2 separate regions of the Homo sapiens genome follow, and region 2 is linked to region 1. A link is a contact called in ENCODE Hi-C or POLR2A ChIA-PET data. All regions are on one chromosome and are shown on one strand. The core of a region is the stretch at or near the end of the contact, and the rest is flanking DNA. Distances in the headings are between cores, read along the strand shown. Region 1 overlaps LOC105369818 (a long non-coding RNA gene). Region 2 has its middle 79 kb from the start of IFNG.

Region 1 (7,753 bases), core at 2,137-4,636:
CTGTCATGATACCTGTTAATACTTGTAGAATGCCACTTGTCACACTGTATTGAAACCTTTGACTCCCTTGTCTGATGCTCCCACCAAATCAAAGGCTCCTCGAGAGCAGGGATTATACCTTGTTGATCTTTGTATTGCCAACATTTAAAGGACAGCTTAGAACACAATAGGGGCTCAAAAGAGTCTAGTGGACGAATTAAGCATGATTTATTACATGCAGCAGAAGTTTTGTCAAGTTTGTCAGAATGAAAAGAGGCATTATCAGTTCTTTGAGGATAAAAGTAGTAATTCTCATATTAAGAGATGTTTTGAGGATGATTCTCGCTATTAATCTGTGGCAGAAGACTGCTTTGAGGAACATGGCATATGTTTGCTTTTTCTCCATATCTCTGAATAGATGTTAGCTCTTATAGACAGCTATTTATTTCTTTTAACCACTTGTAATTTTCCACTCAACAACTTCTAAAAGAGGCAGTAGAAGTATGTTTTATTAGTTTCAGAATAGATTTTTTTTAAGAGTCTGGCTCCATTCTTGGAAAGGTTGAGTTTATAACTTATTTTTAGAAATTTCTGTTCTTAAAACATAAAATAGCTCTGTTTGTTGATGGTGCTTAATCTATTTTGTTGCTATTCTGCTTTCCCCACAACTGTGCTTTCTAAATTCTGACACGTTCCATGATCCTCAGAAATATATTGGCTGTGGCCATTTGGTTAAATGCATGGCCTAACGTGTTGTTTTCACCAGACCAATCACCAGCTGGGTAATGATACAGATTATATTATCATAGAGCAAAATGGCCTATGGGGCACTTTGGGTGCACTGTTTTCTTAACCCTTAAAATAATCCCATGAGGCAGCATGAGCATTTTCTCACTCGTTAGCCTGACATTCAGGGAGTCCTTATCTGGCCTTTTACTCTCATCAATCCTAACCTAAAATTCAGCATATAGTAGGTGTTCAACAAGAGTTTGTCAAATAAATGACTGAATAAGTTTAAAAATCCATCTCTCATTACCCTTTGACATGTATGCCTCCTTCAAGATCAGTCTATTTTTTTAAAAAGCCCCCAACACGAGACAAGCTTATTTCTGCTTTCATGTCCTTCTGTGTGCCAGATTGTCCATCTGCTATGTCTTCTCTACTCTTTTATTTCAAGATAAATTATATATTTTCTTCATGATCTCCTCTGCTCTACTAAGTCTTGCATGGCCACTGTAGCCCACAATGAATATTCCCTTTTGGTTAATTTCCCAGTGTGATTGAAGATTACCTATAAATACATGCTGAGCTTTCTCTATGTACCTGATTTTGTGGAAACTATTTACGGTTCTGCTGTTTTATTCTGATATAGCTTTCCAAGTGTTTCCTCAAATTTTACTACATTGTGTATTTTACTCATTTAGCCAACAAAGATTTATTTGTTTTACTTATTAAGTGTCAGGCTCTGTCCTAAACGTTAAACAGGTGAACATACCATTCTTGATAGGGGGACACAGAAATAAACAAAGGAGTAAACATAAAGGATGTCAGAATAACAAGAACAAACAAGCAGGAGTGGGGGGGTTTCAGGGACTGGGGAAGGGCGGGGACTGGTTTGCTCTTAAAAAAAAGGCTGATCAGAGCTGGGCACAGTGGCTCATTCCTGTAATCCCAGCACTTTGGGAGGCTGAGGTGGGTGGATCACGAGGTCAGGAGATTGAGACCATCCTGGCTAACACTGTGAAACCCTGTCTCTACTAAAAATACAAAAAAATTAGCCGGGTGTGGTGGCAGGCACCTGTAGTCCCAGCTACTTGGGAGGCTGAGGCAGGAGAATGGCGTGAATCTGGGAGGCGGAGCTTGCAGTGAGCTGAGATCACACCACTGCACTACAGCCTGGGTGATAGAGGAGACTCTGTCTCCGAAAAAAAAAAAAAAAAGGGCTGGTCAGGAAAAAGCTCACCAATGAGGTGACATTTTTGCACAGACCTGAAGGATCCTTACAATGACTAAGGAGTAGAGAGTAAAAAGATTATTGATTTTGGTTTTGTAATTTATGTGGATGTAGAAACAGGCTTGGGGATGTTAAATATTTTTAGTAGCATCACATAATTATCATGAAAGAAGTTAAAGCCATGATCTAGAAGATTTTACAATTCTCTGATTCACCTGTTGTGCCTTATTTTCTCTCAGGTAAGCTTCTTAGTTATCTGGTTACTTTTAACAAATGGCAGAAACAACTTCTTAACTATGGAAGATTATGTTCTTTTGATTTACCAAATTATTTATCCATATATGCAGAGAATATATTTTCTGAATGAAAAATTGGGCAGCAAACTCTGAAAAGTTCTAACATGCTCAGAGGGACAATGGGACCACATAATTGAAGTTGGCACCAAACCATGAATATCTGGTCATCATAATAATATAGATGCCTTGGACATAACAGCAAGCACTAACCACAAAGTAATGGTGTACTTTGCCCATAAGAAAGAAACAAATGTGTGACTGAAATCAGCTTTTCTCACTCTATTGCATGGAATATATAGTATTTCCTCAACATATTAGTTTTCCTGTTTTAAACTTACAAAAGTGTTTTCTTATTTAACAAGTTTAAGAAAATGGTGCAAACTATATTTTCTGTATGGGGAATTATAAAGCCCATCAGAATGTTACAGGTTGGAGAAGTTCCACATTAAAACAACTCTTTAACTTTGTTTAATATGAGTTTCTAGAAGATTGTTTCTTCCAAGAATACATTGGCCTTGTAGGCACTTAGTCAGATCAAATGCCTTGTTACCTAGAAAACAGTTTGGAAAACACCAGTTCACACAAATGGTTATCTTGAGATGAAGCAGAGCTAGAAAAGTGTATTATTAATGAAGAAGAAGAAAAACAACAACTACTGGATTTCTCTTCAAAGAATAAGAAAAACATTTAAGGAAGCAAAATGCTGATATGATAAATATGTTTGGAGGAGATTAGAAGAGATTTTAATAAGTATATATAGATAATAATTTTTATGTTTGCTATTTGTATTTATTGAAACAAAGTGAATGTCGTAAGTGTGAAATGCACTGAAGAGACATCTCAGATTGCTGCTTCCTGCTCACCTCATCTACTGAAAAAACATGGTGTGTCACCACAGTGACTTGCCTTTACCCACAAGTGAGGAACTCAGTTTTATTTCCTAGATAAAATGGAAGTGCCAACGATATTCACTTTTTTTCTGTTCATCTGTAACATCTTGGGAATGACCAATGACACTTTCCTACTGAGAAAGAAAACTTTTCATGGTAGTAGTAACCACAGATTTGGATGATGACTCACATTATTACATTAGTAACATCTTTTGTTCTATACTCCACACAAGGAAAAAAGTGCTGAATGCAAAACCACAACTTCAGCTGTCGGTGGAAATGATAGTTAATGGTGCTTTGCTGCTACGCTGGGGGCCAATTCTTGGTAGAGAGGATTATCTTGAATGTGGTTTCTAAATCAATAGATAAGTATGAATTGTGGCACAAATTATATAATATAATTGATTATCATACTTTTAAAATAGATTGAATCTTTTTTGTAAGAGAAATCTGGTTGTAAATTATATTAAAAATAAAATTTTATCAATAAATATATATGTAGATATATATAAGTTATAAACAACTCAGAAGGCCCCTAGATATGGAATCAATTAATGCTTTCTATAAGTTATTTCAAAGGCTAACTCTAAATTATAGTGGGAATAATTTTGGGCTTCAGAGTATGAATTTGGAAATCCTAAAGCCTATATTGGAGAGTTATGATAATCAAAATGGCCAAGACAAGTCCTAGGAGACAATAGCATTTAGTTGAGTGCCTTTAAGAAAATCTAGATTTGTCAAGTAGCTGGTCAATTTTCACAAACATAGCTGAAACAAAATATATTTCAGAATAACATAGGCTTTCTGTGACCATTTCTACACTTGTAAAGTTCAATGTCTAAAAATGTTGGGATGACGTTTTTTTCCCCTCAAGTATCACTTAAAAGAAAGCTTTTAGGCATATAATTCACTTAGATTTTTAATTTATCAATAGTTTCTAAAATAATCTTCTCTGAGAGTGTTGTCAAGGTAAATTCTAAAATGTATTGTTTTAAATTTGTCATGTAACAGGACATTTTACTTCAGAGCTCACAATTGGTGACCATAATATAAAATGTAAAAGAAAAATAAATCCTTTACTACTATTCTGTAATGTGAATTTATTAGTGTCACCACTGAAGCAGCTACAGATAATGATGCTGCCAACAGAAATTTTAGGTGGATTGTGATAAGCATTTCGAAGCAAGTTTTGCCTATTTTCCATAAGCAAATTTCCCGATTAATAAATCAATACTCCTTTAAGTGGCCCATTCTTTCCTTTTTGGATAATGATTTTGAAAGAGAGCTTTCTAAGACATATTACATAGGTTCCTCTTACAATAAGTTTATTCTACGTCTCTAAACTTCAGTTTCCTCCTCACTGAAACGAATACTTTCAATTCAGAGACTCCTAAATTCCCTCCTAGCTCTCATATTTCCTCCTGGCTATAGGCATGTTGGTGTGTGAGCATGGGTCATATTCACTTCTTCCTTTCTGTGTGTGGTTTCTCTTTCTTAGGAGCCCTTCTTCCGATGGCCTCATCTGTTGGTATTCATGCAGACTTGGGCATCCTCTTCCCCAGGTTTCCTGAAGGAGCCCAGAGCTCTTATTCCTCTGGGAAATAGGACCATCGCTCCCTCAACCTCCTGCTAACCACAGGCAGGATTGAAGAAGGGACCCGTAATTTTGTGTCCCTGGTAGGATCTTCAATGTTCACAGCCTCCCCATGACTCTCAGCTTTGAGACTACCAAGGATAATCCCGTGATGCTCTTTATGCTTGTTTAGGACGGAGGGCCCAAGAAGCCCAGGACATCCAGGTGACCCCTCCGTCCCAAGGCTTTCATTTCCGTGATGGCACTGCACTTCCTTTTCCCTCACTTCATCTTCCACCTATCTCCAGCTTCTGAAACCCTTTCAGTGTGTCCCCTGAACTCACTGTCAGTCACCAGCAAGATCCCTTATATCTTTAACATTTTCTCTGAACTTTGCTTTCTTACTGTAACTGACCAGACTGTCCCTTGGAGACCTGGTTCCTTTGCAGATTTCTCTAGATGCATCTGTTTTCTTTCCCTTTTCTTTTGCACCCTGGGCATGTAGGTGGAGGTCGTTTAAGTACCATTCTTGTGTTTCATCAAGGCACACCCCATTCTCCCTCTCTTCTTCTTGAAACTCTTTAGTGTCTTCCTGCTTTAAATATCCTATCATCAGACTACATTATGCACTAATCCCCATGGTCATCATGTACTGATCCCTCAGGTGCTCCTCCTCATTCTAGAAAGATTTTACCTATTGCTCACTGTCACACTCTCCAACACCACCTCATATCATACACTTCAATATGTGTACATGTGGTACTTCAAACACGCTGGTCTCTCCATTCCTGATCTCCCTTCCACTCAGATCTTGCCCTTTATCTTACTTTAGCCAATTCTTCCCATTGGGAGGATCCTAGAAGTTGCATTGTAATAGCAACAGCCCCCATTCCCCACATTATCTCAATGACATGACTCCTACTCTATGACTTTTCAGCTTGCCCTTTCTATAACCCACTCTAGCTGTCATTAAATTCCAATGGAATTGAAAAAAAACATTATTCCTAGCATCTTTTCACGGTTCCTCTCCACTTTATGTCTTTACTTCTCTCATTATCGAGCCTCAATTCCATGGTCTGTCATTTGTTCTTGTCTTCCTTCATCGTATTTTCCTGGAAAAACTCCAATCAATCATGGCTAAATCCAACTCTCTGCTGTCTACCCTGAGCTTTGCACTGGATGACAGTTTCTTAAGTTGTAGTGGAAATACTTTTAAATACTTTTAAATAGGATTCACATTACAAACTAAGGTTATCAAGTCCTGGCATGTGCCAATAAAGATGATTATCATCATCAACAACATCGTAGTTCACTGTATGCCTGGTAGAGCTCTAAGGGTTTCATAAACATCAACAACACTTTATTGATTAATTGATTTTTTGAGACAGGGTCTCACTCTGTTACCCAGGCTGGAGTGCAGCCTCACCATCTCAGCTCACTGCAGCCCCGACTTCCTGGGCTCAAGTGATCTTCCCACCTCAGCCCCCCAAGTAGCTGGGACTACAGGTGCAAGGCACCACACCAGGCTAATTTTTGCATTTTTTGTTGAGACAGAGTTTTGCCTTGTTGCTTAGGCTGGTCTCAAACTCCTGAGCTCAAGTGATCCACCTGCCTTGGCCTCCCAAAGTGCTAGGATTACAGGCATGAGCCACCCAACAACACTTATTCTTCACAGCAACTCTATGGGATAGGTGCTATTTTCTTCCCTACTTTTAATTGAGGAAAGTAAGATCCTAAAAAGCTAAGTAACTTGCCCATTGTCACACAATTAGTGAAGATGGAGCTAGGATTTGAACCAGAATTTTTTGTCTGGGCTTTAAATTGCTAACCCCTACTGCCTCCTGACTTAGGATTCACTCAAGAAAAAAAAAAAAAAAAAAAAAAGGGCATGAATCAAACAAAAAGAAAAGAAAAAAAAGGGCATGAATCAAACAAAAAGAAAAGAAAAAAAAGATAGGTAGATGTACTTATGTAACAACATTATGTTAAGTGAAACCGTGTAAGGAGCCAGCATGCCAAGTACTTCGAGCAGGCTCCCTGAAGGTGGTTTATTGGAGTTATCTTTATGTGTAGCCACATAAACTGACGTGGAGTTTACGCTCCACAAACTCACTGTGCAGATCCCGAGACCTCTTCCCTATTTCTCTGGCTTTGCCCTCCTTTGGTGTGGAACTTTTCTCCCCATTCTTGTCAAGAGAGATCTATGAGCACAGCATTCCCAATCTCCCTCCACCCTCTCCTTCACTTTGCCCTGGGTGGAGTGACTCTTCTGCCTGCTGTGTTTGGGAGGACAAACAGGGCACATGTACCCAGCCCCTTCCACATCTCTCTGCTTTTCCTCCTGGGAGTGACCACCTCTGGGGAGCACTGGCTTTGTCCTGCTCCCCCAGGGTCTTGGAGAGGGTGTCCATCCTGTCCAGCACCAGAAGTCGGTTAAATATTAAATTCTGAGGTTCAGTTTTAAGACCCCCATTTGCCCACAAATTAGAGCTACATTCTCTGTTATTTGCTTTATCAGAAAGAGGATAATACTTTGCTTTTCCATTTGTTTCACTCTTTGTCGTATTTTTCAATGGGCACAGAACCAAGAAGAGAAGAGAGATGTTATTTATTGGTTGTTACATTGAACTCCAAAATTCACTCACCTTTCAGCAAGAATTTAAGCATTTCCTTTTTAGACCTCCTCCTCCTCCTCGTTCTTCTTCCTCTTTTCTTCCTTTTCTTCTTCTTATAGGTAATTGCACAATGAAGGAATCCCCTATGGCCATGTTTTCTTCTGCCACATGATGTCGTTGCTGAAGAGTGTCCCTACACAGTGTAATGGGTGAGGCTGGCTCAGTCCTTATATGGCTCCTGAAGCTTGCCAAGGCAGGAGATTTTGGTTTCCTCATGACGAAGTGCCCAGTGTGCCCCAAGTTTATTTCCCAGCTTGCTGATTTTTTTTTTTTTTTAAGACAGGGTCTCATTGTGTTGCCCAGGCTGGATTTGAACTCCTGGGCCTTCATATTCCTCCCACCTCAGCCTCCCAGGGAGCTGAGACTACAGGTATGCACCACCATGC
Region 2 (7,753 bases), core at 2,718-5,217, 110 kb after region 1:
GTAGTAGTAGAGTAGGGTACTGCTATTAAGATACCCAAAAATGTGGAAGTGACTTTGGAACTGGATAACAGGCAGAGGTGGGAACAGTTTGGAGGGCTCCAAAGAAGACAGGAAGATGTGGGGAAGTTTGGGGCTTTTTAGAGACTTGTTGAATGGTTTTGGCCAAAATGCTGGTAGTGATATGGACAATGAAGTCCAGGCTGAGGTGGTCTCAGATGGAGATGAGGAATTTATTGGGAACCGGAGCAAAGGTGATTCTTGCTATGCTTTAGTAAAGAGACTGGTGGCATTTTGCCTTGCCCTAGAGATCTGTGGAACTTTGAACTTGTAAGAGGTTATTTAGGGTATCTGGCAGAAGAAATTTCTAATCAGCAAAGCATCCAATATGTGTGCTCTTAAAATCATTAGATTTTATGCATAAACAAATATATAGTTTGGAATTGGAACTTATGTTTAAAAGGGAAGCAGAGCATAAAAGTTCAGAAAATTTGCAGCCTGACAATGTGATAGAAAAGAAAAACCCATTTTCTGAGGAGAAATTCAAGCTGGCTGCAGAAATTTTCATAAGTAACAAGTATCCAAATGTTAATCACCAAGACAATGGGAAAAATGTCTCCAGGGCATGTCAGAGACCTTCACGGCAGCCCCTCCCATCATAAGCCAGGAGGCCTAGGTGGAAAAAATTGTTTCATGGGCTAGGCCCAGGGCCTTGCTGCTTTGTGTAGTCTCGGGACTTGGTGCCCTGTGTCCCAGCCGTGGCTAAAAGGGGCCAACCTACAGCTTAGGCTGTTGCTTCAGAGGGTGCAATCCCAAAACCTTGGCAGCTTTCATATGGTGTTGGGCCTGCAGATGCACAGAAGACAAGAATTGAGGTTTGGAATATCTGCCTAGATTTCAGAGGATGTATGGAAATGTCTGGATGTCCAGGCAGAAGTTTTCTGCAGGGGCAGAGCCCTCATGGAGAACCTCTGCTAGGGCAGTGTGGAAGGAAAATGTGTGGTTGGAGCTCCCACACAGAGTCCCCACAGGGGCACTGCCTAGTGGAGCTGTGAGAAGAGGGCCACCATCCTCCAGACCCCAGAATGGTAGATCCACCGACAGCTTGCACAATGTGCCTGGGAAAGCTGCAGGCACTCAATGCCAGCCCATGAAAGCAGTTAGGAGAGGGGGCTATACCCTGCAAAGCCGCAGAAGCAGAGCTCCCCAAGGTCATGAGTGCCTACCTCTTGCATAAGCATGACCTGGATGTGAGACATGGAGTCAAAGGAGATCATTTTGGAACTTTAAAGTTTAATGACTGCCCTGTTGGATTTTGGACTTGCATGGGGCCTGTAGCTCCTTTGCTTTGGCCAATTTCTCCCATTTAAAATGGGCCTATTTTCCCAATGACTGCACCCCCATTGTATCTAGGAAGTAGCTAACTTGCTTTTGATTTTTGCAGGCTCATAGGCAGAAGGGACTTGCCTTGTCTCAGATGAGACTTTGAACTTGGACTTTTGAGAATTCTGGAATGAATTAAGACTTTGGGGGACTGTTGGAAGGGCATAATTGTGTTTTGAAATGTGAAGACATGAGATTTGGGAGGAGCCAGAAATGGAATTATATGGTTTGGCTGTTTCCCCACCCAAATCTCATCTGGAATTATAGCTCCCATAATCCACATTTGTCATGGGAGGGACCTGGTAGGAGGTAATTGAATCATGGGGGCAGGTTTTTCCCATGCGATTCTCATAATAGTGAATAAGTCTCATGAGATCTGATGGTTTCATAAAGGGCAGCTCCCTGCACATGCTCTCTTGCATGCTGCCATGTAAGACATGGCTTTGCTCTTCCTTCGCCTTCCACCATGATTGTGAGGCCTCCCCAGCCATGTGAAACTGTGAGTCCATTAAATCTCTTTTTCTTTATAAATCACCAAGTCTCAGGTATTTCTTCATAGCAATATGAAAGTGGACTAATGTGCTTCACAACAGATTCATTAGCAAATCTTGACTATACCTGCAAAACAACTTCTTAATCTATTTTTCTCTGTCTCCATTAACACTGCCCTCATCCAAATAACAAAATCTTTCTCATGCACTATTGCAATAAAGTAATTACTCTCCCTGCTTTGTTTTTTTTACTCTGTATTACACACACAATAGCTAGCAAATTTAAAATAATGCAAATCAGAATATTTAATTTTCCTGGCTAAAACTCTGAATATTTAGAATAAAATTTACATGCCTAACAGTGGGTTCCAAAGACCCTAAGAACTTTTTTCTTTTTTCTGCTATCCCCCCATCTCATTTCATATACTCCTCTCTCTCTTTTTTTTGGGGGGGGGCTTAAGGAGTGGAGAGTTTAATAGGCAAGAAGGGAGAAGGCAGAAGGAAGAAGCTCCCCCGTACAGTGACAGAGAGAGGAGGGATCCAAAGCCGAGAGAGGGAACCCGGCATATACTACTCTCTCACTAAGCTCTGGCCACACAGGGCTTCTACTGGTTCCTTTGTAAGTGCCAACTCAGTTTACTAAGAAGTCCTTTGTCATTCAGATCTCTGTCTAGATATCACCGTAGAGAGGTATTCTCTGACCACCCAATTCAATATAGCCATTTTGTTCCTTTGTATTATATTATCCTATTTTAGTTTTTTAAATCATATTTGTCACCTCTGATATTTTTCTTGTTACCGTCTCATCTCATTCAAATTTAAGCAGAGACCTTTCACAGAGCAGGGACCTTGTATAATTTATGTGTGTGTGTGTGTGTGTGTGTGTGTATGAGAATATGTGAGAATAGTATATATATAATGGATTCTGGCACATAATAGGCTCTTGATACACATTAGTTAAAGAAATGGGTGAATAAATGCATGCAAGCATGGCCAGTTCTGTAAAAGGCATGTTGGAGATACATGGTAAATATGAAAATGTTCTCTGTCACATATGGAGCTTCCAATCTGCCTGGTGGCCCAAACAACAGAGCATTGTATGACTAAGCAGTATCCTATGTGGTATTGACGGGAGTTCAGAGAAGTGTGTGGGAAATGCAAGAGACCTAAGCTCTGGGCCTGAGTTCCAGTATTTGCATACTGCTCCATTATGCAAATCATTTAACCAAATGTATAGAATTTCCATACCCAACAATGTGGTTGCAGGAGGAGTTGAATGGTGCTAAAACTGTCTGGTGATAGTTTACGCTTCAACAGCCAATCCAAACAACTTTTTTCCAATACGTTTGCATTCAAGTATGTTTTCAACAGAAATATTTTGAGTGGGTTTTAAGTTTTATACAAACTTGGTAAATAATTGGGCAAACTTCTGTCCTTCCTAAACAAGCCTGTGTAGGATGACCTTAAGGGTTTTTTTTTTACATTAATTTATAGGCACAGTAAGAGACCAGTGAGAGAGAACTTGGTGATGCCAATATTCTGAAGGATATTTGAATATTTTTGTTTTTTCACTTAATTGGGTTATTTTTTAATCTTAATTGATTACATTACTTTGGCTTTTTGAAGCTTAATTCTTGTTGAAAACTAACTCTTTTTGGAATCTTTTATTACGCATTTACTTAATAGACTATTAGAGTTAAAGCCTTAGTGGTGTGTTGAGCTAATTAATACTTCTGTCATTTGCCCATGTGGAAATTGTGTTCACTTCCCAGGGAGATCCTCCTATTATCACGATAGATATAACAGTGAACATATTAATTAAGTGAATACCCCCAAAGATTAAAAATAATTGTTTTAATTTTATAGTTTCTTGTTGAAAAGTGAGGAAAAAAGGTTTAAAGAATCTGCCTAGGAGAAACAGGTGTGTGAGGCAAACATGGGAAGGGGAAACTTAGCATTCTTTATCTTCTTTCTTCTGGAGCAATCCTATCACAGCAAACACTTCAAGAATTTACTGCTATTGCTTTTCAGATAAATGACTTGGGGTGTGAAAAACAGCACATCCGCCCTGTGGTTGAGCATTGTTTTCTGTGAGTAGCTTAGCTTTGAAATTCTCTGTAGTGGTGGGCTGGTGGTACTCCCCTGGCCTCTCCTGGAGATTCCTTTCTAACTTAGTTACTTTCAGTTTACTGAAAGACCCTAAGATGACCTGAGGAAAGCTCTGTTGTTTTTTTTCATTTCCTGACACCACACTGCAGTGAACACATCTTCAAAAAATAGATTTCTGCATGTGAAAATATACTCATATCCTATTTTATCAAGAAAGCAGCATCTTAGTTTATTGGATTCATGACTTAATATCATAACACCCCAAATAATAGAGACCACCTGACCCACATTTTTAAATAACTAGTATTTTTCCCCCTAACATCAACTTTTAGGGGAAGAGGAGAGTACCAACTGTTTCAGGAATACATTTAGTTACTTTTAAAGTGTTATGTTATAAAACAAAAAAAATTAATTTTTAGAAGTATGACTCTAAACATAACTCCTTTTGTTTATACTTAGATGAAAATTAAAATATTGCTTTATTAATATTAGCAAAATCCCTGTAACCCCTAAGATGGATAGATTCTTGTAACCAACTAAGGCCCTTAAAAAGTTGTATTTAATATATACTTTCTTTCACCCAAATTGAAGAAAATAGGCCTGAAGTTCAAACTATTTCATTTATTCAACTAGTTACCAGATAAAAAGGATGGTGGCCTCTTCCCATGGCTTCTAATCAGGAAAGGCCCTGACCAACTATGTAGAAACCTAAAGAGGACTTATTGCCTCAGAGCAGAAAGAGAACCCCCAACAAATGGACAGTGACCTAAACCCTCCAGTAAATTATGCAGAAATGAATATTAGGCTCCAACTGGTTACAGTGTGAAAGGCAGGATTCCTTGGTGGTAGAGGAGAGAGGTATTACACACAAAATTCCGCCAAGTGCAAAAGGAAGAGACAGGTTGCCATTTATGACTGCACAAGTTGTATTCTGTACCACTATAAGGTGTAGAAGGGTTCCGTTGTTAAGGAACGGTATCAATATGTCCCTGAGGGTTGTGTAGCAACAGTAGAGAGTCATAAAGATTTCTTAGGACATATGTAGAAACTAACTCACTGTATTACACTGCCCAAGTCATTTAATCGCTATTAGCCCCAATTTCCTTGGTCAGAGATTACTTTTTACCCACCCAATAATCATTCTTGCCTACTTCCTTAGCTTTGAGCCCCTATATTGACAGAAATAGATTTGTGTCCAGATTAAAACAACAAACAAACAAACAAAACAAAACAAACGAAGTGCACTCCCCAGGCTTCCTTGCAGATAGAAGTGGCCAATGGGAAATCTCTAAATAAAAATGACTCAGCTGGGAAATAGTCTTTCTCTTTTAGCCCTCCTCTTACCCAGAACAAGATTGTAGTAGCTAGAACTCCTGCAATTGTAAGGTGACCTTGAAGTCACCTTGAGGATGGAAACCACCCAAGAAAAATGATGAAGTGGAGAGAAAAGGAGGGTGGGTCTCTGATGTTGATGAACCTACCATAACAGCTCGCACTCCTCCGCTCCCTTCTCACATGAGATAAAATACAACCCTATTTTGATTAAGCTACTGTTGGTTAAGTATATGTATCCACCCTAATCATAATCAATGGATACATCATCTGTAATGATATTTGTGTGGATGAAAAGAAATAAAAGAGGACTTATTGGGAAACATGTTGTGAACAATAAAATGCTATATTAATGTAATGGTTTTGTGAGATTCTGGGCTCAAGTAGTGTCACTTGGAGGTGCTAATGAAAACGACAGGCACATTTTCAAAATGATGTGCAATGGGTTATTCCCTCCCTCCCCTCATTCTGCCTCAGGCCATAGTGCAGCTTCCTGAGAGCACAGAATGGTCACTCCCTGAGCATGGCTCTGTCTGGCCTGGCAGGATTCAGCCAGAGTCAGCCAGGAGAATCAGCCAGGAGAAACTTGACAGGAGCTGGAGAGAGAACAAGTTTATCAGAAGACCGGTCCTGAGAACTGGGAGACTCCTTCCTCCACGGCTTCCTGGAGTAAGAGTTGGAGCACTAGTCAGTGACCGGGGAAGGACTTGAAGCAGCACTGATGGGACTCAGAGCCATTAAGACTTTTATACATGACACAGAGGGTTTCTTGGACATTTGGGTACAACTAATTCATTCATTTGATAAATGATATGCAAAAATGATGCAAGCTTATCCAACCTGCCCTATTTCATTGTTCTTCTGTTTTGTTTTGTTTTAGGCTTTCAGCAGCCTGAAGCCATAGTTTTTAGTTTCTGTCTCTAGTGATAAGCGAAAAAGAGGGAGGAGGAAGGGGATTTACTGGCCCAACCAGAAACAGAAACTAAGAACCCATGACTGTGTTCTCTCCCTTGGATACTCCTGGAAGTGATAAAAAGAGAAAGACTTATATTTTCCTGGAGATCCCAAGGAAGCCATGCTCATCTTTGTTCCTCAATGCTGGCCAAAAATTTCGCCTCCCCTTGAAACAGGGGAAAGAGGGTGCATTTGTATGATAGAACCCTTGTCCTAACACATTGCTGAGAATAGGAAATCAGGACACCCTAGAGGCAATTACATAAATCTTCTGCAATATCCTCAACAAGTCACCGTCTAATCTCTGCCTGTACACCAACAGTGATGCAGAACGTACTAACTCCCCAAAGAGACCAATCTACTTTTGAACATCTTTCTTTTCTCCTTATGATAAAGAGAAACTTATAAAGTCTTCTACTGAGAATGAAGCTTCAAGTAAAGAAAAGAAAAATACAACACAAACCTTGGATTTCAGAATCAGATTTGGGACAAATGACTAGCTTTATCTTTCCAATAGCTATGTGACTTTGTGAATTTATTTAACTTTTCTGAGCCTGTACTATAAAGGGAAATAATGATTGCCAACTCCTGAAATTGTTAAGAATGATGATAATGAAAATAATAGCTAACTCTTACTGGCTATATTACTGTTTGTCAGGTCTATACATTGTTTCACATACTTCTAACAAGAACCCCATAAAGTGGATACCAATGTTATCCCCACTTTTCAGTTGAAGAAACAGAGGCAAAGAGGCTTAGAAACTTGCTGATGGCCACACAGTTGCACTTAACCACTCTTCTAGACAGGCTTTTTATAAAAGAGAGTTCCTATCAAGGTCCAGCTAGTCCTGATCCTGCTTAGCTCCAGTGTTCAGAAAAGACCAGGTATTTTAAGGAGATAAGGTGATAGAAAATGAATAAGCTAATAGACGTGACAGAGCTTCACACATCAACACTACCACAGAGCTTGACATATCGATACATTTGAATTCATTTTACCTTCCATCTTCTTCAGCTTAAGAAGCCACAATTCTGCTAACAATTCTCAGTAAGAATTGTTTGAAATTTCCTCTCAATCCAGATTTTTTTCTCTACTTGTGTTATTTGTTTATATCCATGAAGTACCTATACTGAACTTAACACCCTGGGTCTAATCTGACCAGCCTCAATATGAATCCATCATCTCCCTTGTTTTTCATGTGTGGTTTTTTGTTTTTTTGTGTTTTTTTTTGGTAGAGTCTCCCTCTGTTGCCCAAGCTGGAGTGCAGTGCCCTGATCTCAGCTCACTGCAACCTCCGCCTCCAGTGTTCAAGTGAGTCTCCTACCTCAGCCTCCCAAGTATCTGGGATTACAGGCGCCCGCCACCATGCCTGGTTAACTTTTTTGTATTTTTAGTAGAGACAGGGTTTTACCATGTTGGCCAGGCTGGTTTCGAACTCCTGACCTCAAGTGATCCACCCGCCTCAGCCTCCCAAAGTGCTGGGATA

The links. A loop is a pair of places that touch in the nucleus more often than their neighbours do. ChIA-PET counts read pairs that join two places held with the same protein, here RNA polymerase II (POLR2A). Pooled maps may share reads with other maps.
Region 2: a pooled map shows a loop between it and region 1 (3-fold over the local background). The contact joins two enhancer-like sites. A Hi-C loop is called at or near these places in 4 of 50 pooled maps. POLR2A ChIA-PET finds 5 or more read pairs at or near these places in 2 of 52 experiments (OCI-LY7 and activated T-cell).

The regions. Positions count from the first base shown.
Region 1 is chr12:68,185,529-68,193,281 of GRCh38, reverse strand. It overlaps LOC105369818 (a long non-coding RNA gene), which reads right to left. Exons shown (of 3, transcript XR_001749193.2): 1 at 7,338-7,753. Among named protein-coding and RNA genes, the nearest start is that of IFNG, 30 kb to the right of the region's middle. Within about 2 kb of position 3,386, at least 3 of the 41 ENCODE cell types and tissues checked have a DNase peak (open chromatin) inside an H3K27ac peak, as active enhancers do.
Region 2 is chr12:68,077,010-68,084,762 of GRCh38, reverse strand. No RefSeq gene overlaps it. Among named protein-coding and RNA genes, the nearest start is that of IFNG, 79 kb to the left of the region's middle. Within about 2 kb of position 3,967, at least 2 of the 41 ENCODE cell types and tissues checked have a DNase peak (open chromatin) inside an H3K27ac peak, as active enhancers do.